Linked DNA regions of Homo sapiens: all the other regions are linked to region 3. A link is a loop called in an ENCODE intact Hi-C map of the cell type or tissue named here. Cell type or tissue: PC-9. All regions are shown on one strand. Region 1 has its middle 39 kb from the start of LINC01118. Region 2 has its middle 11 kb from the start of LINC01118. Region 3 holds the start of LOC107985880 (a long non-coding RNA gene).

What was found. A loop is a pair of places that touch in the nucleus more often than their neighbours do. Peaks named below come from ENCODE experiments on the same cell type or tissue, not always from the same donor. Only the 100,000 strongest peaks of a DNase experiment are listed, where the experiment ranks them.
Region 1: a loop joins it to region 3, with 2.7 times the contacts of the local background. A loop is called at or near these places in 5 of 110 quality-filtered maps.
Region 2: it touches region 3 in a loop (8-fold over the local background); 36 of 110 quality-filtered maps call a loop at or near these places.

Annotation. Positions count from the first base shown.
Region 1 is chr2:46,773,190-46,781,189 of GRCh38, forward strand. No RefSeq gene overlaps it. Among named protein-coding and RNA genes, the nearest start is that of LINC01118, 39 kb to the right of the region's middle. In PC-9, CTCF peaks have their summits at 3,724 (motif pointing left) and 3,924; DNase peaks (open chromatin) are centred at 3,722 and 6,442.
Region 2 is chr2:46,801,196-46,809,195 of GRCh38, forward strand. No RefSeq gene overlaps it. Among named protein-coding and RNA genes, the nearest start is that of LINC01118, 11 kb to the right of the region's middle. RefSeq lists a silencer at 1,995-2,289 and an enhancer at 1,995-2,289. In PC-9, no CTCF peak of the experiment used is centred here; a DNase peak (open chromatin) is centred at 3,226; H3K27ac peaks cover 456 bases.
Region 3 is chr2:46,852,295-46,860,294 of GRCh38, forward strand. LINC01119 (long intergenic non-protein coding RNA 1119) reads left to right here. Exons shown (of 3, transcript NR_024452.1): 2 at 3,629-3,696; 3 at 5,792-6,712. LOC107985880 (a long non-coding RNA gene) reads right to left here and starts at 1,232. Exons shown (of 2, transcript XR_001739449.2): 1 at 1,100-1,232. In PC-9, no CTCF peak of the experiment used is centred here; DNase peaks (open chromatin) are centred at 3,067, 3,417, 3,707, 6,637 and 1 weaker place; H3K27ac peaks cover 5,239 bases.

The DNA.
Region 1 (8,000 bases), 79 kb before region 3:
GCCAAGATCGCGCCACTGCACTCCAGCCCGGGTGACAAAGTGAGACTCCGACTCAAAAAAAAAAAAAGGCCAGTTGTGGTGGTTCACGTCTGTAATCCCAGCACTTTGGGAGGCCTAGGTGGGCAGATCACCTGAGGTCAGGAGTTCAAGACCAGCCTTGTGAAACCCCGTCTCTACTAAAAATACAAAAAGTAGCCAGGCATAGTGGCGTGTGCCCGTCATCCCAGCTACTTGGGAGACTGGGGTAGGACAATCCCTTGAACCCGGGAGGCAGAGGTTGCAGAGAGCCGAGACCACACCACTGCACTCCAGCCTGGGTGACAGACTGAGACTCCATCTCAAAACAACAACAAGAAAGAAAACCAATGTCATGTGAGTTACACAATCAAATCAGAAAAATTTTGAGGAAAGAAGTAAATAATCTTAATCTCTTTATCTCTGATTCTCTGGCTCTTTGGGTGACTAGTTCTTTTAGGTTTAAAAACTTTATATAGTCTTTGATTCTGTGGTAATTTTATTCTGCTATCAAGTGAAAGGATAAAATCTAATGGCCCAAAATATACTTAATTTGAATTTTTTGGTTAAATATATTAAGTGGCTAAAAAAATATCATCCATCTGGAATTTCTGAACCTCACATCTCAGGAAAAGGATATCTCATGCTTGCCACCTCTATGTCCAGTAAATGACTCCTCCAAGAAAGAACTTGGCCCAACCCTTGAAAGCTCTGCTCTAGTCCCCACCATTTGTAACAAGAAACACATTCAGGTGTGGCAGTTACGTGGTCTTTGGCCTGTGCCTTTTTTCTCTTGTCTCTTTCTGGAATTAGGAGGACTCACTTCTTTCCTCTAACTGATACACACCTCAAGTCACTTGAGCCCACTTCTCAACATACCCTAGGTTCCCATCAGTTTAGAACAGTGCTTCTCAAACTCTTTGGTTTCAAGACCCCATTACATGCCATAAAATTATCGATGACCCCAAAACACTTTTATTTGTGGATTTACCTACCAATATTTATCATATTAAAAATTAAAACACAAATTAGAAATATATATTTGGTTATAAATAACAATAAGCCCAACATACATTAACACAAATAACATGTTTTTGGAAAATAACCATTTTGTAAAACAAATGAGAAAAACAGCATTGTTTTAATCTTTGCACATCCCTTTAATATCTGGCTTAGGCTGGGCACAGTGGCCTATGCCTGTAATCCCAGCACTTTGGGAAGCTGAAATGGGAGGATCACTTGAGCCCAGAAGTTGGAGACCAGCCTGGGCAACATGGCAAGACCCAGTCTCTACAAAAAATTAAAAAATTAGCTGGGCATGGTAGCATGAGGCTGTAGTCCCAGCTGCTACTTAGGAGGCTGAAGTGGGAGGATTGCTTGAGCCTGGGAGGTTGAGGCTGCAGTGAGCCATGATTGCACCATTGCACTCCAGCCTGGTCAACAGAGACACTGTCACACACACACACACACACACAAACACACACACACACATCTGACTCAATAGAAGACAGCTGGATATTCTTATCTGCCTCTGCATTCAATTTGTTCCAATACATTGCTTTGGTTAAAGAATATGAAGAAAATGTGGCTTCACATATATATGTAGTTGGAAAATGAGAGGCGTATTTTGATAGCCTTTTCAAATAATTGTGGGTATTCTTCAGTGATATTAGAGCAAAACTTGACAAATCATAGTTTCTTAAAGGCCAGTTGCAAAGTAGAATCTGAAACCCTATCACTGAACTGTGAAAATGTATTACATTAAAATGCACTGGTCTATCTTGTTCTCTGAGTGGATTTTGTAGCATCATGCATTGCATTGGTCATTTAGAAAATACTGGTTCACTGAGTCACACAGTTCTCCCAAATTTTCAGTCATTTCAGTATACAATATTTTTTTAAGTCCTATTTATTAATAGCACCACTGATCTCATCCTTAAGTACTGGGAAACTCATAATATTGGATACAAATTTCCCCCAAATTCCAATTTTTGGTTGAAAACTCAGATTTTATCATTAGCAACAAATACTGTCTATTGTTTTTCTTGACACAGAGTGGTTGGAGTGCAGTGGCATGATCAGCCTCAGTTTCCTGAGTAACCGGGGCTACAGGTGTGCGCCACCAAGCCTGGTTAATTTTTGAAATTTTTTGCAGAGACAGAGTCTCGCCATGTTACCCACGTTGGTCTGAAACTCCCGGCCTCAAGCAGTCCTCCAGCCTTGGCCTCCCAAAGTGCTGGGTTTACAGGCATGAACCATCATGCCTGGCCCCAGGATATTCTTGAGTGAAGCTGGCTTGCTTTTGCTTTTGCCAGGCCATAGCAGTAACAGTTAACTCCTAGTATACTGATTTCATTGATGCTAAGGCATGACTTTTGCTGACAATTGCTTTTGCACCATCCATGCACATTTCAACACAGTTGTATCAGGATAAATCATAAGATTCAAAAAGTTATTCAACACTTTGACTATTTCAGCACATGTGTTTGTTGCCAAGCATTTATGTAATATCTTCAATCATTAAGTGGGGCTGATAAGAACAAAAATAAGAAAAATAACAAATACAGTCATATCTGTAGATGTGTCCATTTTGAAAGTACAAGTGCAATTCTGCAGATGGTATATTAGTCTTCATGTTTATAGTGAAATCCGAAATTTGACAAGGTACCATGTTTTGGGGAAGTGGCACTGGTTTCTTTTACTAACTTGTCCTTCAGCAGGCATTGAGCAACGTCAACTGTGTAAGGCTTTGTCATTCAGCTAGTATATGTACTTTTCCAGCCAATGCAATATGATAACTCACCCTGTAGGATGCTTTGGTGTCTTTTTCATTTCTAGTTTGAAAACATGAAGAAATATTTAGCTTTTAAAAAGCTCATATTGTGTACATTAAAAATATTTTTCCTTTATACTCTTATCAGTCTCAAAATGACAATCTGAAATTGTTTTGTTGCATAAGACACAATAAGGGGAATTATTAGCATCCACAAAGGGAGGGGAAGATATCTTTCATTGTGTTTTCATTTCTTCATCCAGTTTTTTTTTTTTTTGAAGTTGATCCGCCCTTCCATGAGTCAGGGAACTCTGATATTTCAGGTTCAGGTATGTCAGCATCTTATATGTAGATGCTACATGTGGGAATTGAGAAAGCAAGCCTTCTCATCTTTTGTTTTTAAGCCAGTGATCTATCCTTAATGATAAGAAAAATATTGTATAAATAACTTTTCTCTTTATTTTAGAATATTGAACTCTAAAGCAATAACAGTTTTAGATGAATTTTTTAAAACTTATGAAGTTTTGAAAAAAATTTAAAATATTGCAAAACAACACAGTATATTATTTGTTGTTGAGTTTTCAAATAGATGCAAGGGAAATTCGGGATTTCAAAGCAACAATACATTGGACAATAATGAGGTCACAGAAATTATAGCAGGTATAATGAAAGATAGATACTGCAGTGAAAGTATTAAGAACAAACTGAGTTAATCTCCGAAAATGCACATATATATATTCTAAATCTACCACCTTAGAAAATTCTAAAAAACACAAGAATACAAAAAGCACTTGTTGCCAGAACAAAGTATCCTATGTCATGTAGCCTCTGGAAGCTCTACCATATTCTTGAGAAAGGATGAAAGTAAGAAAAACAAATGATGTCTTCATATTATTGTAAAATAGTTTCGACCTCACAGTCCTCCTGAAAAGATCTTAGCGCCCCCTGGAGTCCCCAGGCTACATCTGATGAATCACTGGTCTAGGGAGCCATCAGTTTTAAATGAGTTTAAATTGTCTTAAATATGCTTATTACACTTTCTTTATTTGATGCACCTTGTAGAACCTAAAATTAGATTTCAGGAGCTGCTGACGCTTTGAATGAAGTAAGAGATATCAGAGGTTAACAATTCAAGAGCCATGAATTCTCATTTTGATCCATTAAATCCTTCTACCTTTGCAGCATGAGTCTAGAAGCCCTGATTCAGTCCTTGTTAAAAAGCTGGAAATAGGCCGGGCGTGGTGGCTCACACTTGTAATTCCAACACTTTGGGAGGCCGAGGCGGGCAGATTACCTGAGGTCAGGAGTTCGAGACCAGCCTAGCCAACATGGTGAAACCCCGTCTCTACTAAAAATTAAGAAAAAAAAAATTAGCTGGGCATGGTGGCATACGCCTGGAATCCCAGCTACTCAGGAGGCTGTGGCAGGAGAATTGCTTGAGCCTGGGAGACGGAGTTTGCAGTGAGCTGAGATTGTACCACTGCCCTCTAGCCTGGCCAACAGAGCAAGACTCTATCTCAAAAAAAAAAAAAAAAAAAAAAAAGTTGGAAATAGCTGTTTTGCTGTTGATAAATGAATGGATTTAAATTTCCACATGTTGCTTCTCCAGATCATTTCATGATCATTCAAGTGGAAACCGCAGCAATTAGAAGTGTTGCATATGGTTGGAATGTAATCACTTTACATTTTGAGCGTTCCTTCTAAAAGCAATTTCTTTTGATTCAATGTAAAAATTCATAAGTACATATCAGGCACCCATACTATCCAGGTACTAAAGGGAATACAAAAGGTGCACATCCTACTCCTCAATTATTAATTTTTGCGGCTGGACGCGGTGACTCATACCTGTAATCTCAACACTTTGGGAGGCCGAGGTGGGCAGATCACCTGAGGTCAGGAGTTTGAGACCAGCCTGGCCAGCATGGTGAAACTCTGTCTCTACTAAAAATACAATAATTAGCTGGGTGTGGTGGCACGCACCTGTAATCCCAGCTACTGGGGAGGCTGAGGCAGGAGAATCTCATGAACCCAGGAGGCAGAGGTGGCGGTGAGCTGAGATTGCACCACTACACTCCAGACTGGGATTTAAGAAAATGTGTAGTTAAATATTGCCTAAAATGCTCGAATGTAGGTTATAAACAATGAGAATAGGGCCCATGAAGAGATTTTCGTTTTTCACAGAGGTGAGACTTAAAAAGGCCTTGAAGGATAAATAGAAATAGAAGCAGAGTAGAAGGGTTATTCCAGGAGAATATTAGTTTGGATGAGGGCACAGAGGCAGGAAGATGGAGCTTAGCTTGAGGGAATGGAGGTCACTGGTGCTGTGAATATTTGCAGACAGCCATATCCAGAGCTGAGAGGTGAAAGAACAGACTGGAATAGTTCTTTTCTTTTTCACTCTCCTACCTTATTTGCTTTTGGTTTAGCAAGGAGGATCGAAAGTAAACCAAGAGAAATGGTGGGGGGCAGCAGAGGGAGGTGGGAGGGAAACTCCAGGATGAGTTATGGTCAGCCAAAAGAAGCTGTTGAAATAAAATGACCAAGAGTTAATGCCTTTATAGACGCAGGGATGCACAGCCTAGATCCCCTTCCTCTAAAGGACTTGCTGCCCATCCACTGAAAGCTTGGTCAGCAGCCAGCCCCCAGCTATCGGCTCTTTCAGGGCCTGCCTTGTTGCAAAGGGCCGCCTCCCTGCAAAGAGCTGCCTTGCTCAAAGAGCTGCCTTGCACTAGGTCATGCTCTTCTGGTGGCAGCTTGCATCCTGTCACAGAGAGGCAGGGGTGTGAAAGCACAGCCATCTCATTTGCTCTGCAGGACAATATCCACTCCAGAGTTCCTGCTAGACTGGCCAAGACCTTGTTGCCATTCAACTTCTTTCCCATTCTACTCGCTCCCTCCTTCCTTCACAGGTGTTGAGCCCTAATAAAATTTTGCACCCGAAATTCTGCTTCATTATCTGTTTCTGGAGAACCCAACCTGTAACATTTTCCCAGCCAGGGCTGAATACACACACACACACACACACACACACACACACACGTGCTCTCTCTGTATATATGTTTCTGTGTATGTATATATGTATGTATATTTTTAATTACTTTTCTCCATTCAATAGTATACTGCCTATCAATTATTAGCAAATTGTATTTTCAACCTGTTGGCTTATTTATTCTAAATATAGCCATTTTCCTCTAAAGAGAAATCTTTGTTGCCAAAAGAATTTTATAATGGCAAAATCAGTCATTTTCCCCACTAATCGCAATGTAATTTTGCCCATTTTGAGATGGGCAAAAATCATATGTTCAGAACAGTAAGGTGAGACAGAATCAGCTAATTTACTGATAACTGTGGGCACTACCTGAACTGACGTATCATGCTGCTACGCACTTTAGTACCAGGCTCTCTGGTGGCCAGTTCTTTGCAGGATAACGTGGAATAATGCTTATGTAAAATATGACTTCCAAGACTAATTCTCAACTTCAGACTCCCCACTCCCAGCATTATTGCTTTGGCATTAGTAATGTTAGTCAGAAATATGAGTAATTCTTGGCAAGAATGGGAAGCATTCAACTTGTAACTTCAAAAAGACATTATCTGAAAGGTTGAAAGCCAGTTTCTAATAGTACCTGGTATCTTGGCTTCAGGGCTCACAGCAATCCTGTGGAGAAAGTATGAGTTTCCCATTTCAACAAAGAAGGTGAGGCTTAGAGGGAAAGGAAGTTGCTCAAGATTTGCTCTGGAACAGAGCCAGGATTCCCACTCAGATCTTCGACTCTGAATCCTGCAGGCCTTCACCTGTGCGAGCACTGAGCGCCTGGCTGCCAGCTCCAGAGCTCCTCTGGGGCCTTGGTCAGTGTGGTGTTGTTTATGTCCAGCACACTTTCCGTTGGTCTACTGGAGGACAGTTCCTGTACAGGCAGATGACTTCCTTCACCAAGGACCTGTGACTCTCTCCCTGAGGGCTTTCTCTGACATCATCTGCACATGGACAGCTTAGACTGAAAGTTTCAGGGGTTCGATGCCTTCCAGAGGCACCTCTCTAACAATAAGAGCCCAGATTGAGTGGAAATACCCCAGCTTCCTTACCACTCCAGCCTCCATGCCCTTAGTGGCATGATTCCGAGGTGCATCCTACACTGACTCTTGGTGGCTCCCTGGCCAGAGCTCATTCGCGTGGCCCTCAGCAGCTCTCCTCCTTCCCTGGCTGTCTTCCTCACCACCTCTCCGTGATTCCAGGAATCAGCTCCCGAATAAACGACTTGCACCCGAATCCTTGTCTCAGGGTCTGCTTCTGGGGGCACACCGAGGAAGACAGCAATCCCGTCCTAAGGTTTTGCACATCTGAGCCAGAGGGACCCCCTGGGACCGGGTCTCAGGGCTGAGTTTTGGAGGAGTGGGAGACACTCAGGGTGCGGCTTGAGGAGGGATGAGGTGAGACTTTGAGGTCGGCAGATGGCATTTCTGGCAGGCGCCTAGCATGGAAGGTGTGAGAGGAAGAGGGAGGTTGGGGACAGTGGACATCCTTGGGGGTGGTGGGGAAGGAATCAGGGCTGGGAACCTGCCTCTGTCAGCAAAGGGAACTGTGCCAGTGGGCCCCAGGACCAATGCCAGGGAGGCCACGTTCACCCAGCGGCTCAGCCAAGTCTTTTTAAGGAGTGGAATGGGAAATGCCGTTTACTGGCTTGCTGTTGGCCCAGTATTTATTGTTTTACATTTTTGCCCTGGAATTTCCATTGTCCTTACTCCTTAGAGGAGACTACACTTTTGCAGCTAATAAAATATGTTCTCCAGGTTAAATGGCATTTCAGCAAGTGCCATCATTACATTTTTCAGCACCCAGCCACTTACATAGCTCTTCCATTTTGTCCTGATAAAATCACCCTGTGCAGTGAGCAAGGCGAGGGTTATATGCCCGCCTCTGCGATGCTGGCTAATGTGCTCACAGCGCCCCAGCTATGAGTAGCATGGGTCGGGGGAGTGCACAGAGCCTGTCAATGTGGCTTCACTCCTGCGGCAGGCCCCAAGGGTGACAGCCCTCTGCTGGCGGACTCAGAGCTATTCCAGGAGTAGGCTGGGCTGGCCCCACGAGGGGCAGAAAGCCAGCGCCTATAGATGCAGCTCTCTTCTACCCATCTGTCCTCTCGAGCCCCCACTGCAGCCGGCTGGGCTTTCCAAGTCCTGTTTTTTTCCATTGATTCTAGGGATGGCAACG
Region 2 (8,000 bases), 51 kb before region 3:
TTGTTCCTTTCAGGGCACTTAACACAATTTGTCCGTGTTGGGCTTTCTAGCTCTTCTCTCCCCACAAAAGTGTCAGTTCCATGAGGGTGGGGACTTCATCTCGTCCCAAGGCATTGCCAGTGCCTGGCACACAATGTGTGGCATACAGTAGGTGCCAAATAACTGACTCAATGGTCTGGCCATGCAGCATGACTTCAAGAGCATAGCATTTGGACATACAGTATTGTCTCCGGGTTAAAGGAGGGATCCACATCCACTACAGTAGAGACCAAGAGATTGGGGTCTCACTGTTACTCTGAAAGATAAGTCACATTAAGTGTCAGCTCTCCTCCCCTTCTAGTACAGAGCACTCGATAATCCGGAGTGGATTCAGTCCTAAATCCAGCCTGGTTAAAGGACACCCAGGCTTGCACATATAAGGGTCTCTCAGCGGACCCCAGCCAGCTACAGAATATGGGAAGAACGGGCTTCAATGGGCAAAAGCTGCCGTTTCTTTACTTAGCAATACATGTGTCTTTCTAAATAACAGATTTAAATAAGTAAGGCAAACTGTGAAAATATGTGGTTAAAAATGTAAGGGGTGGGGTGGGAATAGAGAATCTAGCAGATGGTTGCTGTGCCTCCCTCTGTGACAGGTGGGATAGAATCATCTGCATGAGCACATCTCTAAAGGTCTTCTTTTTCATGGGCACATTTATTGGCATACTGTAGAATGAGCCCTGTACATTCAAATAGCAGAGTCGGCCCAGCCCAGAACAGCTCTGGAAAGGAAGACCTTGGCCTTGGCTGTGCCTCACTTATGACAACAGAGCTGTCCCTCATCAAAAAGAGGAAAAGGAGAGAAAATCAGAAATGCCTGGTCAAAAGTGAAGGTGGGGCAAGCAGACCTGAAGCTAGTCCTTGGGGTGAGTGGCTGAGTCACAGCATCCCACACACATGCCACCTCCTACAGCCCCTTGGCCTTCTGCCCATACAGGCTCCCAGCCCACGGCTCACTGGTCACTCTTCTTTCCGATGGCCAGAACCACACGCTGCAGGTGACCCTTGGGAAGACCCCGCCTGGGCCACTCATTGGTTCGTGTGAAGAGGCTTCTGTCCCCAGCCAGACGGTGCCCTGCTTGGAGGCAGAGGCCAGGCGATGTCCTCCAGTGTCCCCGTGGCCAGTCATCGGCTGCCCCTGTCCAAGGCATTTCCACAGGCATTTCCTGCCACACTTGGGCACATTTCCCAACATGCTCATCAGTTTGGGGACAGGCTCCATGGGTGGGGTCACTTCTCATTAGCATTTCTCCCCCTGTGGTTCCCACTGCCTGTCCTGAGCTCGCCCCCTCATCTGTGAGTGCAGAAGCCTGGAAGCCTGAGCTCATCTGCCTGGATGATGGCAGGGCGAGCTCTCCTAGGGACAAATCATGAGCTCAGGGATGCCTGCCATGTATCCTGCTCGTCTGGGCAGGCCCTGCTAAACCCTATGTGTGCACAGTTGTGTTAAAGCCTTACAACCACTCCAGGAGGTGGTGTCGTCATCACCATCCTCAATCTTCATTTCACTTATAAGAAAACAGAGACATAGAAAGACATTGGCCGAGGTCACAGAGTTGGTCATGGTGGGCCAGGATTCAAACTCCACCAGTCCGACCTCCTGCTTTCTGCTCTAAACTCCAACTAGTCTGCAGTGGTATTGTATACCGCACCCTGACCTCACCTGTCTCACAATGTCACAGGCACCTGTGTGAAGGCCACAGGACAAGTGCAGCCTCCAGGCAGGAGGCTGCCTCTTGGCGGTGGTGCCCTTGGTCAAGTCACTGCCCCCTGCTGAGCCTCTGGGCTCTAATATGGGGTTTATGATAGAAGCTGCCTCCTTAGGGGATTGGGAGAATTAAATACGCTCATCTGTGTGAAGGCTTAGAGCAGCGCCTGGCACTGGGAGCACTCAGTAGCACGCATCGTTATCACAGTTATTAATAATATGATTGTTCCCAAGGGAACATTCCAGGTCTGTCTGACCTCCTCTCCTCTCCAGGAGGAGGCATCTGTGCATTGACTACCAACATCTCTCTTTTTAACTAATCGCTCCATCTCATTCTTCCACCTTCTCCATTTCTCCTCCCAACCCTGACATGCCATTGAATCTGTTTAATTCAAGCAAATGCTCAGAGCCCCAGATCCCTGAATGCGACAGATTGAGAGGGTGGGGGTGGGGGTGGAGAATGGAGGAGCTTGTGTAATAGGACATAAATAAACTTGCACATGCTCTTCTTTTTAATTGCAGATTCTATCCCATCGCGGGGCAATTTTTATTTTGCCTTCTCTTGAATAAGTGGGAAGATGTTTTATTCATGTGTATCTTCCCAGCACGCAGCCCAGTAGGTGCTCAATGTGCGCTGAATGATTCGGTGCATTCGGTTCGGCTCCAGCCAACACGTATGCCAGGCGCTGTTGTAAGTGCCTCACATATACAAGCTCATTGAACACTCTGGTGCCGTTTTAAAGTCCTGGAGCTGAGCACTCTAAAGTCCGGCCAATAAAGGAAATGTGTTTGGTAGCCACCCTCTTGATGGACATACCACTGAATCTCCAGCATGAGCTGTGTGGCTCCCGGTTCCTCCCCGCTTGCTTGTGGCACTGCTCCCCTCTAATATTTAGGAAGAGAGTTTCAGCACAAACTTCCAGCTGGGTGAATGGTGGGGCCTGAGGGACGGTGACAAAGCTGAACACACACCTCGAGGGACCTCCACGTTTTCCAGTAGGGTTTGATTTGAACAGTGCCAAGAAATCCCCTCAGATTGCTGGAAACTGCAAACCATGGAGGCTTAACACACCATGCCACTGCCTGGCCAGACAGGCCTGGGTTCAAATCCCAGTCCCACCACGTGTGGAGCCAATTCCTCGCTGAGCCACAGCATCCTCCGGGGTGGAGCAGGGCACACACCCTGCCTCGTGGGGCTGTGGCAATATTACCCAGCTCACCGTGTGACATTTAGTGGGCACCTTCCTCACTCTGACAGCCAGCTGAGCACAGGCCACTAAGGAAAGAAGAATTCTGAGGGAGAGAGAAGAGGCCAAAGAAAGACAGAAAGGATGCCTCCTCCAAGAGCAGTCAGGCCGGGGTGGGACAGGGTGGTGGGCGGAGGTTGGCCGGGAGAGAGCCATTTACCGGCACAGTCAACAAACAAGGATTGGGAATATAAAGCTCGGCATTGTGCTAAGTGCTGAGGAAGTAAAAAGGAATTTTTATTTATAATTTATACCCCACCTACTTCCAAAGAGAATTTTGAAGGTGACTCACAATGAAAACCACATATGCCGCAAGATCACGAAAATAGAAATAGAAAATCAAGTCCATGGAGATGAAGAAAGGAAACCCACATTTATTTACCCCAGGTGCCGTGTCCTTGAATGCACTCCATCATTTAGTCCAGCAACCCCATTTTACAGATGAGGAAGACAAGCAAAGAGGCATGTCCAGGGCAGGCAAAGGTGCAAGCAGGGCTGACTTCTCCAATAGGCGCAGGGCCCAGGATACTCTTAGGGGCCCACTAAAATGTTTTAAAATTTCTTTTAAAATCAGAAGAAGAGAAGAGAACATTGAGGTTGAAAAAATGTTTTAATATATGATATTAATAGATTCGTCTTTATGCCAACACAATAGTAACATATATTTAATTTTTTAATGGAGGAGGGAGTCCACAACTATAAAAGTGCCTGGAGTCTACAAAAGTCACAATCCAGCCCAGGCCACAAACCCAGGCCAGCCAAACTCCAACTCTTGTGCCCCTTCCACACTTGTGCAAGAACATTTGTTGTCACTGAATGTAACATGCGAGTCAGCTCTGCAGCTGAAAAGAGGCCACAATGAGATAAATCTTAGTTTCATAAAAAGGATGTGCAGTGGGGAAACATTTACTCACACTACAATGCAATTGTGGGGAAAAAGTGTAACTTTTACAATTTTCTTTCTTTTTTTTTTTTTTTAGCGATGGGTTCTTGATGTGTTGCCCAGGTTGGACTAAAACTCCTGGGCTCAAGTGATCTGCCTGCCTCTGCCTCCCGAGTAGCTTACATGCCACTACACCTGGCTAAAATTTTCTTTATAATGAATGTCTTCTTATCAGTTTCACTGGGAAGCAGGCGGGTAAAATCCTAAATTGTATCCAATTTGGTAAATTTCAAGCTTGATTTAGTAATCAAAATTGTCTTTCATAGATAACTTGGCTCACTCACGTAAATGTCAGCCTTTTGGAGACTGCTCTCTCTGGCTGCTGAATCCCCGTGTGGCAGGTGATTCCTATCAGAGTCTTGCACAGCCCAGGAGGGAGGCCCCTGGGTTCCCGTGGCATTGCCTGGATCTTCACAGCCTGCTCCTTGAGCTCATGACTGCTATGATGGGATGGCCCCATCTTGCTTTCTGGGGCGCTGTGCCAGGAGCTGTCGCTGGAGCCCATGGTCCCTGCCAGCTTTCCTAGTGGTCACTCAGTCCTGTCACCAGGCCTCTGCCTTTCTGCTGGCACTCTCAACACCTGCTCAGGTGCTGTCTCAGGCTCCCCTACCTCCTACTTCCTGCGCTACCTCCAGGCCTTCATGTGGGTGCTTCTCCTGGACCCAGCGTACCTGGAGAAGGGTGCCTCCAGCCCAGACGCTCCCTGCGGCCTTCAGACATGCTTTAAAAGCATGTGTTTAAAAGCTCCCAACTTTCTAGGTTGTGCCCTGACACACTGGTGGGGAAGGTGGGGAAGGTAATAATGGTAGTGGCAGAGAAGAGCTCTGGTGCCTGATCTACCTGTTCTCTCCCTATCCCCCTTCCCCTTCCCATAGTCTATGAGGATAGAGAGATAAACTTTCCTTCATCATCTTCTAAAATGTAGTCAGTCAGGCCTACCTCTTGATGTGCTAAAAGAGGGTCAAAGGAATTTAGTAAACCTTGACTCTCTCGACATCTAGCTTTCTGTCTGAGACTCAGACATTACCCCAATGTACAAGAAACTCCAGAACAACAAGGTTTACAGGACATGAAAATGTATCTAAAGACAATTCCAGAAAGTATTAATCCCATTGCAGACATATGTTAGTTCAACAGGAGAGACTAACTATACTGACACTTAATTCCAACACAATATATTATATGAATCCTTATGTAGGGAACATCGAACAACACGATGAACACCATCTCAAATATTTATTTGGCAAACCTTCTTCCAATAGCTGTTTGTTCTATCAACCCTCAATAAAAGTAGGCCAGAACATTAGGCACTTCCCTGGTGAAAGGGCCTGATCTTGGTGAGTCTAGTTGTGCTGTATCTGGTGTTCTTACATCTGGATGCAACTTAGACACCCCAGAGACAATGGCGTAGCATAGCACATGTCGCTTCTTTCAGCCAGTGCTAGGATGTGGGAACAAAGGCACAGTCCATCTCTCTCACCCTGAAGAAGGGCAGAGAGAGCTTCAAAAAGGGATATGGGCACAGCCAACCTCTCAACCATCACAATTTTTTTTTTGACTATTAGTTATGATTCAAACTATGAAGCAGAAATGGCTTGGGAGTTTTGAGAGGAAATGACTCAACAAATACAAAATATTGGAGAAGAGATCAGACTCCAGGATCTTCTACATTCAGGCTAGAGATATGCAACTATCAACAGTCTGGATATAGCTGGGTGGTTCATGCCCATAATCCCAGCACTTTGGGAGGCTGAGATGGGAAGATCGCTTGAACTCATGAGTTCAAGACCAACCTGGACAACATGGTGAAACCCTGTCTCTATGAAAAATACAAAAATTAGCCAGGCATGGTGGTCTGCGCCTGTAGTTACTACTCGGGAGGCTGAGGTGGGTGGAAGCCTTGAGCCGAGGAGGTGGAGGTTGCAGTGAGCTTAGATTGTGCCAGTGCACTCCAGCCTGGGCAGTAGTGCCAGACCTTGTCTCAAGAATGTAAAGTCTGGATATAAATTATGATTCTTAGTCTCACTCTAGAAGGCTGTGGGTAGTTGCTTGAGCCAGAAAGAAGATGATTGTGAGGAAAATCAAGATCTTTGCATTGGAAAGAGATCATCTCGTCGAACGAGACTTTGAGGTGGAGAAAAAAATGCATGGTTACTATCACTACTTCTATTAATATTGTACGAGAAATCCTACCCATTTCAATAAAGAAAGAAAAGGACCAGTCATGGTGGCTCACACCTGTAATCCCAGCACTTTGGGAGGCCAAGGTGGGTGGATCACCTGAGGTCAGGAGTTCAAGACCAGCCTGGCCAACATGATGAGACCCTATCACTACTAAAAATACAAAAATTAGCCAGCTGTGGTGGCACGCACCTGTAATCCCAACTACTAAGTGGGCTGAGGCAGAAGAATCACTTGAATCCAGGAGACGGAGGTTTCAGTGAGCAAAGACCATGTCACTGCACTCCAGCCTGAGCAACAGAGTGAGACTCCGTCTCAAAAAAAGGAAGAAAGAAAGAAAAAGAAGAAAGAAAGAAAGAAAGAAAGAAAGAAAGAAAGAAAGAAAGAAAGAAAGAAGAGAGGGAGGGAGGGAGGGAAGGAAGGAAGGAAGGAAAAGAAAGAGAGAAAGAAAGAGAAGGCTGGGTACAGTGGCTCATGCTTATAATCCCAGCACTTTGGGAGGTTAAGGCAGGAGGATCACTTGAGCCTAGGAGTTTGAGATCAGCCTGGGCAACGCATAGAGGCTCTGTCTGAAAAAAAAAAAAGTAGGCAGGTGTGGTGTCACACACCTGTTGTATCAGCTACTCGGGAGGCTGAGGTGGGAGGATCATTTGAGCCTGGGCGATCAAGGCTGCACTGAGCCACAATTGTGCCACTGCACTCCAGCCTGAGCAATAGAATGACTGCCTCAAAAGAAGAAGAAAGAGGAGGAGGAGGAAAGAAAGAAAAAAATTAAGTCTTAAGTTTGGGAAAAAAAGAGAAAAAACTTTAAATATGTATAGACAATATTATTGGGAGAAGAAGGAGGAGGAGAAAAGAAGAAGGGAGGAGGGAAGGAAGGAAGGAAAGAAGGAAGGGGGGAGGGAGGGAGGGAGAAAGAAAGAGAGAGTGAGAAAGCAAGCAAGCAAGCAAGTTAAGGCTTAAGTTTGGGGAAAAAGAGACAAAATGTTAAATATGTAGAGACAACATTATTGTGTAAATAGAAAATCCAAGTTATTAGACCAAGTAAAAGAGTTTAGCACAATTGCTGGGTATAAAGTTAACATGCAAATAAACTTGAGTTTATTTCAATATGTGAACAGTAAACATTGAGAAAATAAAAAATTTTAAAGTGATCATTTATACTTGCAACACAAATGAAGTATTTATGAATAAGTCTAACAAAATGTATGCTAATTTTGTATAAAATATTAAATTTTATTGGGAGACATTAAAGAATGCATTAATAAATGCAGAGACTTACTATATTTATGGATGAATGAGTCTATATTGTAAATATGCCATTTTCTCCAAATTTATATGTAGATTCAATGCATCACAATCAAAATCCCAACACATTTTTGCATGTAGAATTTGGTAAGCTTATTATAAAACTCATATGAAAATGCAATAATTATAAGAAAAAGAAGGTGATGGAATTGCCCTGCCAGATATCATGACTTATTATAAAGGCATAGTAATTAAGAAAGTGTGACATTAGCACAGGCATAGAGAAATAGATCAATAAAACAGAAGAGAGAGCCATGAGCAGACCCACACATATATGGATACTTGATCAATATGACTGACTGCAGATTACAGGGGAGTGGGGAAAAGACTTTTTAAGAAATTATTCCGGGGAGGGAAAAAAAGAGCTATAGGGGGAAAAAAATTGAATCTCTATTTCACACCACATACTAAAATCTCTTTAATTTGGAATAAAGAGCTAAATGTGAAACGTAAAACTACAAACCTTTTAAAAAAAGAGAGAGAAGCACATACCTTTGTGCTCTCAGAACAAGAGTTCTTGAATGAGATATAAAAGTAAAGAAGTAGCTAGGTGTGGTGGCTCAAGCCTGTAATC
Region 3 (8,000 bases):
GCCGGGCATGGTGTCTCACGCCTGTAATCCCAACACTCTGGGAGGCCAAGGCAGGGGGATTGCTTGAGTTCAGGAGTTCACGACCAGCCTGGGGAACATAGCAAAACCCCGTCTCTACGAAAAATACAAAAATTAGCCAGGTGTGGTAGTATGCACCTGTGGTCCCAGTTACTCAGGAGGCTGAGGTGGGAGGATCACTCGAGCCCAGAAGGTTGACACTGCAGTGAGTTGAGATTGCACCACTGCACTCTAGCCAGGGTGACAGAGTGAGACCCTGAAAAAAAAAAAAAAAAAAGCAAGAAAGCAAGTAAGCAAGCAAGCAAGAAAGAATGAACAAACTTGGGACCCCAATTCACTCTGCCAAAGAAAAGAAAAACTTGGGACCCCAATTCACCCTGCTAAAAGAAAAACATATTAAGCTGAAAGCTGAGTCATAGAAGAAGCTGCCTTCTTTTTTTTTTTCCTGAGCAGATAGCTACAGATAAAAAGTAAAATATCTCCACAGTAGCTACTCTGTGTTCACCTTATCTAATGGTGAGCTTGAGAGGAATACATAATTGACCATTCCCCTACCTACTCCTTTTCTCTTGCAACACATGGATTCAGTTATGTGACCTCTTTTCCCTTGAGCCTGCTTTTCTCCTTTAAATATTGAGGCCCTCAGAATCATCCTTGGAGAAAGGCACCGACCTGTCTCCTAGGCATGTGTCCTTAACCTTGGCAAAATAAACCTCTGCATTGATTGATACCTGACTCAGGCACTTTTTGGTTTACGGGAAGCACCCCTCCGTGCCTCCTCCCAGCTTGGGTTGGTGCTGGCAATCCCTGGCTTTCCTTGGCTTGTAGCTGCATCATTCCCACCTCTGCCTTCATCACCACATGGCCTTCCTCCTCCCGCGTGTGTGTCTGTGTCTTTACATGGACTTAGAGAACGGTCATTGGATTTATAACCAGCCAAACCCAGTAAAATCTTATCTAATTACATCTGCAAAGACCCTATTTCCAAATAAAGTCACATGCTGAAGTTCCAGGTGGACAAGAGTTTTAGAGGGGCACTATTCGCCCAGTACAATGTTGGGGGCAGTGACCACTCACCCACCTGATATTTGGCTCCCAAGATCCTGTTCCTGTCGGCTGTTTTCTTTGTTGTCTTTGTTCTTTATTTTCATTCTGGCAGGCCTTGGGGTAGGATCAAAGGTAAAAAGAAGCAGGTGAGATTAATTTTAATAATATTGTTTATTTGACCCAATATATCCACAATATTATTTCAATGTGCAATCAGTACAGAGAATTATTAATGAGATATTCTTCATTTTTTTTCACATCAAGTCTTCAGAATTTTATATGTATTTCACATGTACACCACATGCCAGTTTAGACTGACCACATTTCAAGTGCTCGACAACCACATGGGGCCAGTGGCCACCATATTGGACAGCACAGCTCAGGAAGTTAAAAGAAAGGGGTGAGGCTTCTGACAAAGCCAAGGACCCCTCTGGGGAGGCCGGTGGATCCCAAGGAATGGTATTCACCTGATGGCCTCACCCCCTCTAGGTTCTCTCCTGATTATATTTCATCCGTGAGAGGTGGTCTCACGGTGATGAAGGGAGGAATTCATGCAACATTAGCTCACACTGTATCAAACCAGAAGGATGATACGGTTTGGCTGTGTCCCCACCCAAATCTCATCTTTAATTGTAACTTCCACAATTCCCGTGTGTTGCGGGAGGAACCTGGTAGGAGGTGATTGAATTATGGGGGCCGTTCTTTCCTGCCCTGTTCTCATGATAGTGAATGAATCTCACAAGATCTGATGGTTTTTAAAATGGGAGTTTCCCTGCACAAGCTCTCTTTGCCTGCTGCAATCCACATAAGATGTGACTTGCTCCTCCTTGCCTTCCACCATGATTGTGAGGCTTCCCCAGCTACGTGGAACTGTAAGTCCATTAAACCTCTTTCCTTTGTGAATTTCCTTTGTGAATACCCATTCTTGGGTATTTCTTTATCAGCAGTGTGAAAACGGACTAATACAGTGGCTTTGTTCATTCACAGGAAAAGTGGTGAGCAGCTGGCTGCTCTCTCGTCCCTACATGCAGTCCCTCCCTTTCCTGTAGGCACAATGCTTAAGGAGCCAGGCCTGGGCTTCTGGGCTCAGAACCAGAGCCTTTCCTTACTGAGTGCAAATGATTGAAAATCTCAGGCTACAAAAGTGGGAGGCATGCACCTCCCCAACAGAGACATGCCATTGCCAGTGGGGACACTGGAATCCCTTTCCCCAGGCAGTGTGGGATGGGTGTGGCCGTGTGCCTAGGACTGGCTCTTTTCTACTTCTCTGCTGCAGACCTGACCCCTTCTGACTGGCATCTTTTCCTTTAGATACGCAGGTCTCACTGGCCTGGGCCCCATTCTGTCTCTTTTTAGCATGGCTTGGCCTTTGTCTGCTTTGATTTCTATGTGTCAATTTTATGGTCAAACTCCCAAAAAGCAACCTCATTCCTCTAGGGAATGGGCTCCCTCAGTTTGCTCCCTTGAAATACCTGCGATTCTTTATTCTCCTGAACCCTGCTCTACAACCTCTGTATTTTTCTGAGAAAAATCAGAAATAACCAGAACCCAGACCTGGAAGCTAGACCCCAGACATAGGTCATCCACCTCTCGGGCTCTGGGGCCTGCTCAGGATGTGCATGCTGGGGAGTGGAGCACCCTCTCCATGGGCTGGCCTGTCCTCAGGCCCCACAACAGACAGTGGTCCTGAGCCGGGACAGCAGGATGACAAAGGCTCACATTTGCACTCTGGAGCAAAAACATCACCGGATGGAAATTGAAGTAGAGAGAAAAAGAATGAGTATAGGGGATGAGGAATCTCTGATGTTAACTCAGGGGTACCATCAGTCCCCTAAAGCTGCAAATAATGTGAATCAATCCCTCTCTCTCTCTCTGTCTCTCACTCACACACACACACACACACACACACACACACACACACACACACACACACACTTATCTTGAGAGCCTTCCAATTTTTTTCTGCAATGCACGGACCTCACAAAAAAATGACTCAGCCTTACATAAGAGACGGGAATTTGAGGGGGACCAGGAGTGTGATGACTCATTGCCTTGAAATTTCCAGTGGGATACACATGTTTTCTTAGATGATTTTTTAAACATTTATCTTTAATGATTGTCCAAAATAAATGGTTGGGGAGGCAGAATGGAGTGAGAATCCCACGTCAGGGCAGGAAAGAATAGTCATGATGAAGAGGAGGGGGCAGGAGGCTGAGGACAGGGCCCTTTCAGGTCAGGTCTCAGAATGTTCTGGTGAGAATCCAGAACTCTCCTCCCAGGACCTCAGGGCATTTCAGGAACTGTAATAATACAATCACTTCGTATAGCAAGAATCAGCCCCTGAGGTCTCCAGGAAGTACCTTGATTTGAAAGAGCTGTGACCAACCTCAGTGGCATGTCCAACTACCACGCTGCAGAAGTCTGTGAGGCCGTGGTCCTCAGCCCTTTGCACAGATTAAAACCCCAATCCCAGCCGCACCCCAGACCAATCAATCAGGATCTCTGGAGATGGGGCCCAGGCATCTATATATATGTATATATATATATTTTTTTAATTCCTCAGATGATTCCAATGTACAGCCAATGATGAGCAGCTGCTGGGCTGAAGGGACTGGGGCCATTTTATACCAGGTGAGTAATTCAAGGTGTTGATGTCACCCTGCTCCTTAGAGGACTATTAGCCAATCCCTTGAGTTTCAGATACAACCAGTTATCCCTCTCCAGGGAGCTTGAAATTTTTTTCTCCCTTTTCTGTTATTGGCAAAAAGCAAATCCCTGCATGGAAGCCTGGTGTCTACATAGAGCTGACAAGGGGGCAGCTTGGGGAAGGTGGGCTAGGCTTTGGGAGCGAGTGGGCCCCTCCAAGGAGAAGGCCCTTGGATTCATCTACAGGAAGCCCAGAGTTCTCTGACACCAACCCAACTCTCCCACACCATGCCCTGCCTAGAGGCCCAAGGACTCCAGCAGGATCGTACCAGTGATCCACTGTCAGGGCAGTCCAGCCTATGCCATCCATGGCTCCGCTGGCAACAGGATAAAGTCAAGGGCTTCATGCTGGCACTTAAGGTTATACCCAATCTTCCTTCAACTTTCCTCTCTCCCCAATGCACATGGACCCTGCCCCACCAGGCTGCCCCCCTCCCTGCCCCAAATGCCCAGCAGGTTCCTACTTTCAGACTTTAGTCACACCCAACATTCTCTGGTTTACCAATGTACAAAGGTCTTCATGCATCTCCTGTGGAATGCAAATCCCCCTGGCAAGAAAACCCTCGTGTCAGCCCATACCTCGGGGGGATCTACTGGAGACTGGGTGGAGGTGCAGAGAACAGGTCCTGGGCCCCAAGGGGAGGTGAGAGAAGGAGGCTGAAAGCATCCTGGACACAATTCATCCCCGCGGCCTCAGCCTCACCCCCAGACTCCTGGAGCCTGGGCCTGACTTCTGTGTGTGGCCGCTTGATGCCTGGCACTACCTGTCCCATTACCTGCTGACCTCCACAGGCACGTTCTGCCCTCCTCACCTTTGTGTGAGAACTTAGCCTCCCCTCCAAGAGCTGCCGAAAGGGGGCTGGTAACTGGGCCATATCTGTCCACACTGTCACATACTGACTTTATGTCTGAAGGAAGGGGGTTTCATCTCCCTGAGCCTCCACTTCTTCCACTATAAAACAGAAAAACAGAATTGTAAAAGCACTAGCCGCAGAGATTTGCAGGATGAGGGTGGCCTCATTAATCCAACACTCTAGTTAACTCTCATATCTATGTCAACAATTTTCAAAGGATTATTATAAAGCAAGGACCATCTTTGATAATCGTGATCAAAGATTTCTAGGATCTTAGGGCAATGTTTCTTAAAGTCTATTCCATGGCTCTTGAGCTTTGTGAGATGTTAATTGGTGTTTTATATACATTAAAACTAATAAGTTTGGGAAATATTGGATTTTAAAAGTGAATATATTTAACTTTGGGAGGCCAAAACAGGCAGATCACTTGAGGCCAGGAGTTCGAGACCAGCTTAGCCAACATGGCAAAACCCCGTCTCCTTTAAAAACACAAAAATTGGCCGGGTACAGTGGCTCACACCTATAATCCCAGCACTTTGGGAGGCTGAAGCAGGTGAATCACATGAGGTCAGGAGTTCAAGACCAGCCTGGGAAACGTAGTGAAACCCTGCCTCTTCTAAAAATACAAAAATTAGCTGGGTGTAGTAGTGCATGCCTGTAATCCCAGCTACTCAGGAGGCTGAGACAGAAGAATCGCTTGAATCCAAGAGGCAGATGTTGCAGTGAGCCAAGATTGCACCACTGTACTCCAGCCTGAGCAACAGAACGAGACTCTGTCTCAAAAACAAAAATTAGCTGAGTGTGGTGGCGCATGCCTGTAATCCCAGCTACTCAGGAGACTGAGGTGGGAGAATTGGTTGAACCGGAGGTAGAGGTTGCAGTAAGCTGAGATCGCACCATTGTACTCCAGCCTGGGTGACAGAGTGAGACTCTGTCTCAAAAAAAAAAAAAAAAAAAAAGAATATGTTTATACATGATTCTGAGACTTCACTAAATGCATTAATGGTGGGTAAAGTGTTTTCCAAACTTCCTTGACCACTCAACACCTTTTTAGGGGAGGATACCACGTGACTGGTGTTTGTGCCAGACTTTGGGGAATTCCGCCTTTGTCAGGCTCAACACAACAAGGGTTTTCATTGCTCACTGTCTTGTTACATGAGTTGTAGGATGTTACACAGAAATGCCTGAAAAGCAAGGAGCAGCTATCAGAATGTTTGGTGACACAGCTCCTCCTGTCGTGGTTCCTTCGGCATGGACTTCACATTCAGCAGATCCATGAGGTGTTCCCTTTCGGATGAGCTCCAAGGTCTTAAGAGAGCATCTCTAGTCTGCGTGAGTCCGTCTGAACGACGGTCCTGAGCAAGAACCACCTATAACCATCTGCTCAAAATAACTCAGGGGAAGTCAAAGCTTTCTATGTGGAAGGTGACTGAAACCACATACACAGACCACTGCAGCATTCCTGACATTATGGAACTTGGAAATGATTCCAAACATGGCCATAGCTTGAGTAACATGTTTTGCTATGACAAGAACTTGGACTGTAGTCCTTCCCCCTCTCAAGAATGTGACATCACACCTTATCAGATCCTACGAGTGAGCTACTGACCTCAACCACTGAACTTCAAACTATGTAAAAACCTAAGGGTTCGACAGACACTTTGAGAGCTTGGGCTGTGGCAAGCTACACTCTGTCAGCCTCTCTTCGACAGGGCCCCACCCTGCTAGCCTTTGAACTTGGAAGCATCGCCCACAAACACCAGTGCCACCCTCTAGCCTTGAGGGACCATATATGTCTCTGTGAATCTCCGTTGCATTGGACAGCTTCTCTCCCAAGAGCTGCTCTTATAAAAGAGACACACCACATTTTAATGAGGCTTCGCTCTCCACAGAGGCCTGCTTCCATCCTAATTGAGCAAGTAGACTTTAGTAACTTTGGAACTCACTCACCCCGTGACTAATACACCCTGTCTACCCAGCGCATTCCCTGTGAGATTTGTTCATGTTGTTCTCCCCCTCCTTAAGCATTGTGAACCTAGGAAAAATATCATCTCTGTAGGGCAATAAACCATGTGATTTGTGAAATCATACTTTGAGCATCTCCTAATTTTAACCATACACAATGCCTGAGAACTGGGAAATGAAGAAAGGAGGAATTGGATCTAAAAATGTGTTTAACAAAGTATAAACGCCATAGATATCCAACAACAGGGTGCCTGGACAGATAAACAGAGGCAGGCTACCTCTTCCAAATGTCATAGACTACACAATACATAGAAAGAGGGTCATGGGATTATATGAGGTAAAAAGAGGCCATAATGCGGAAGGAGGAGAATCGCTGGTTTACAAGACGGTGCAGAGTCTCCCACAGAGAGCATCTGTTTGGCCCAGTACTAGGAGGCCTCTTTGGTGTGAAATGTGAAGCCCCCAGGGAATGGCCCTGATGGGCTAAAATGTGAAGAAGGGGGATGGCTACTGAATTAAAAGAAGTAGCAGGAATTTGAGAGACTGGGGGCTGGCAGCTGGAGGAGGCAGGAGCTGCCCAGTAGGACATCCAGGCATCGAGCAAGTGTCTGTGAAGGAGCATTCATGGAGGATTCCTCACGCCAGAGTCTTGGAGGTGCGGGACGTTGTGTTTTAGTCATTTGCTCTATTATCACATAAAGTCATGCCCCTCTTGACCTTCATGCCTTTAGTAAGTGACCAGGGCAGAATCTCCTGGCGAGGGAGAGCTGAACTGGGGGTGGCCCCCAGCCCCACCTCATGGAAATCCTCAGAGCAGCCTGGACGGCTAACATACCTGGGTGTCAGGCAGGGCCAGCAGGAAACAGCACCACTCAGAGTGGATGAGTGAGCAGAGTTACGGAGGGACCATTTTACAAAGGTATGGGTGGGCTTGGGGGAAACCAGACGCAGTGCAGTCCTCAGAGGTGGGAAAGCTCAGCACCGTTAATTCCACCTGGCTGGGGGCAGGTGGGGAAAGAGAGAAAGTGGTAGGGGCAAGGGAGCTGGGATGCTGCCTGACAAAGCTGTGACCTTCTGTCATAGGACACAGCCGGTCCTCAGTGACCCCAGAAGGAGGAAGGAGGGAGGTGATGTTATGGGGCTGAATTGTTCCCCCAAAACCCATATGTGGAAGCCATAACCCCCAGTACTTCACAATGTGACTGTGTTTGAAAATGGAGCTTAGACAGAAATGAATAAGTTAAAAATTGAGGCCCTCATCCAATCTGACTGGTGTCATTGGAAGAAGAGGTAATCCAGACATACTAAGAGACACCAGGGTCACACACACAGAGAGGAGAGACTGTGTGAGGACACAGGGAGAAGGCGGAACTGAAAGGAATCCATTTCTGTTGTTTAAGGCCCTGAGCC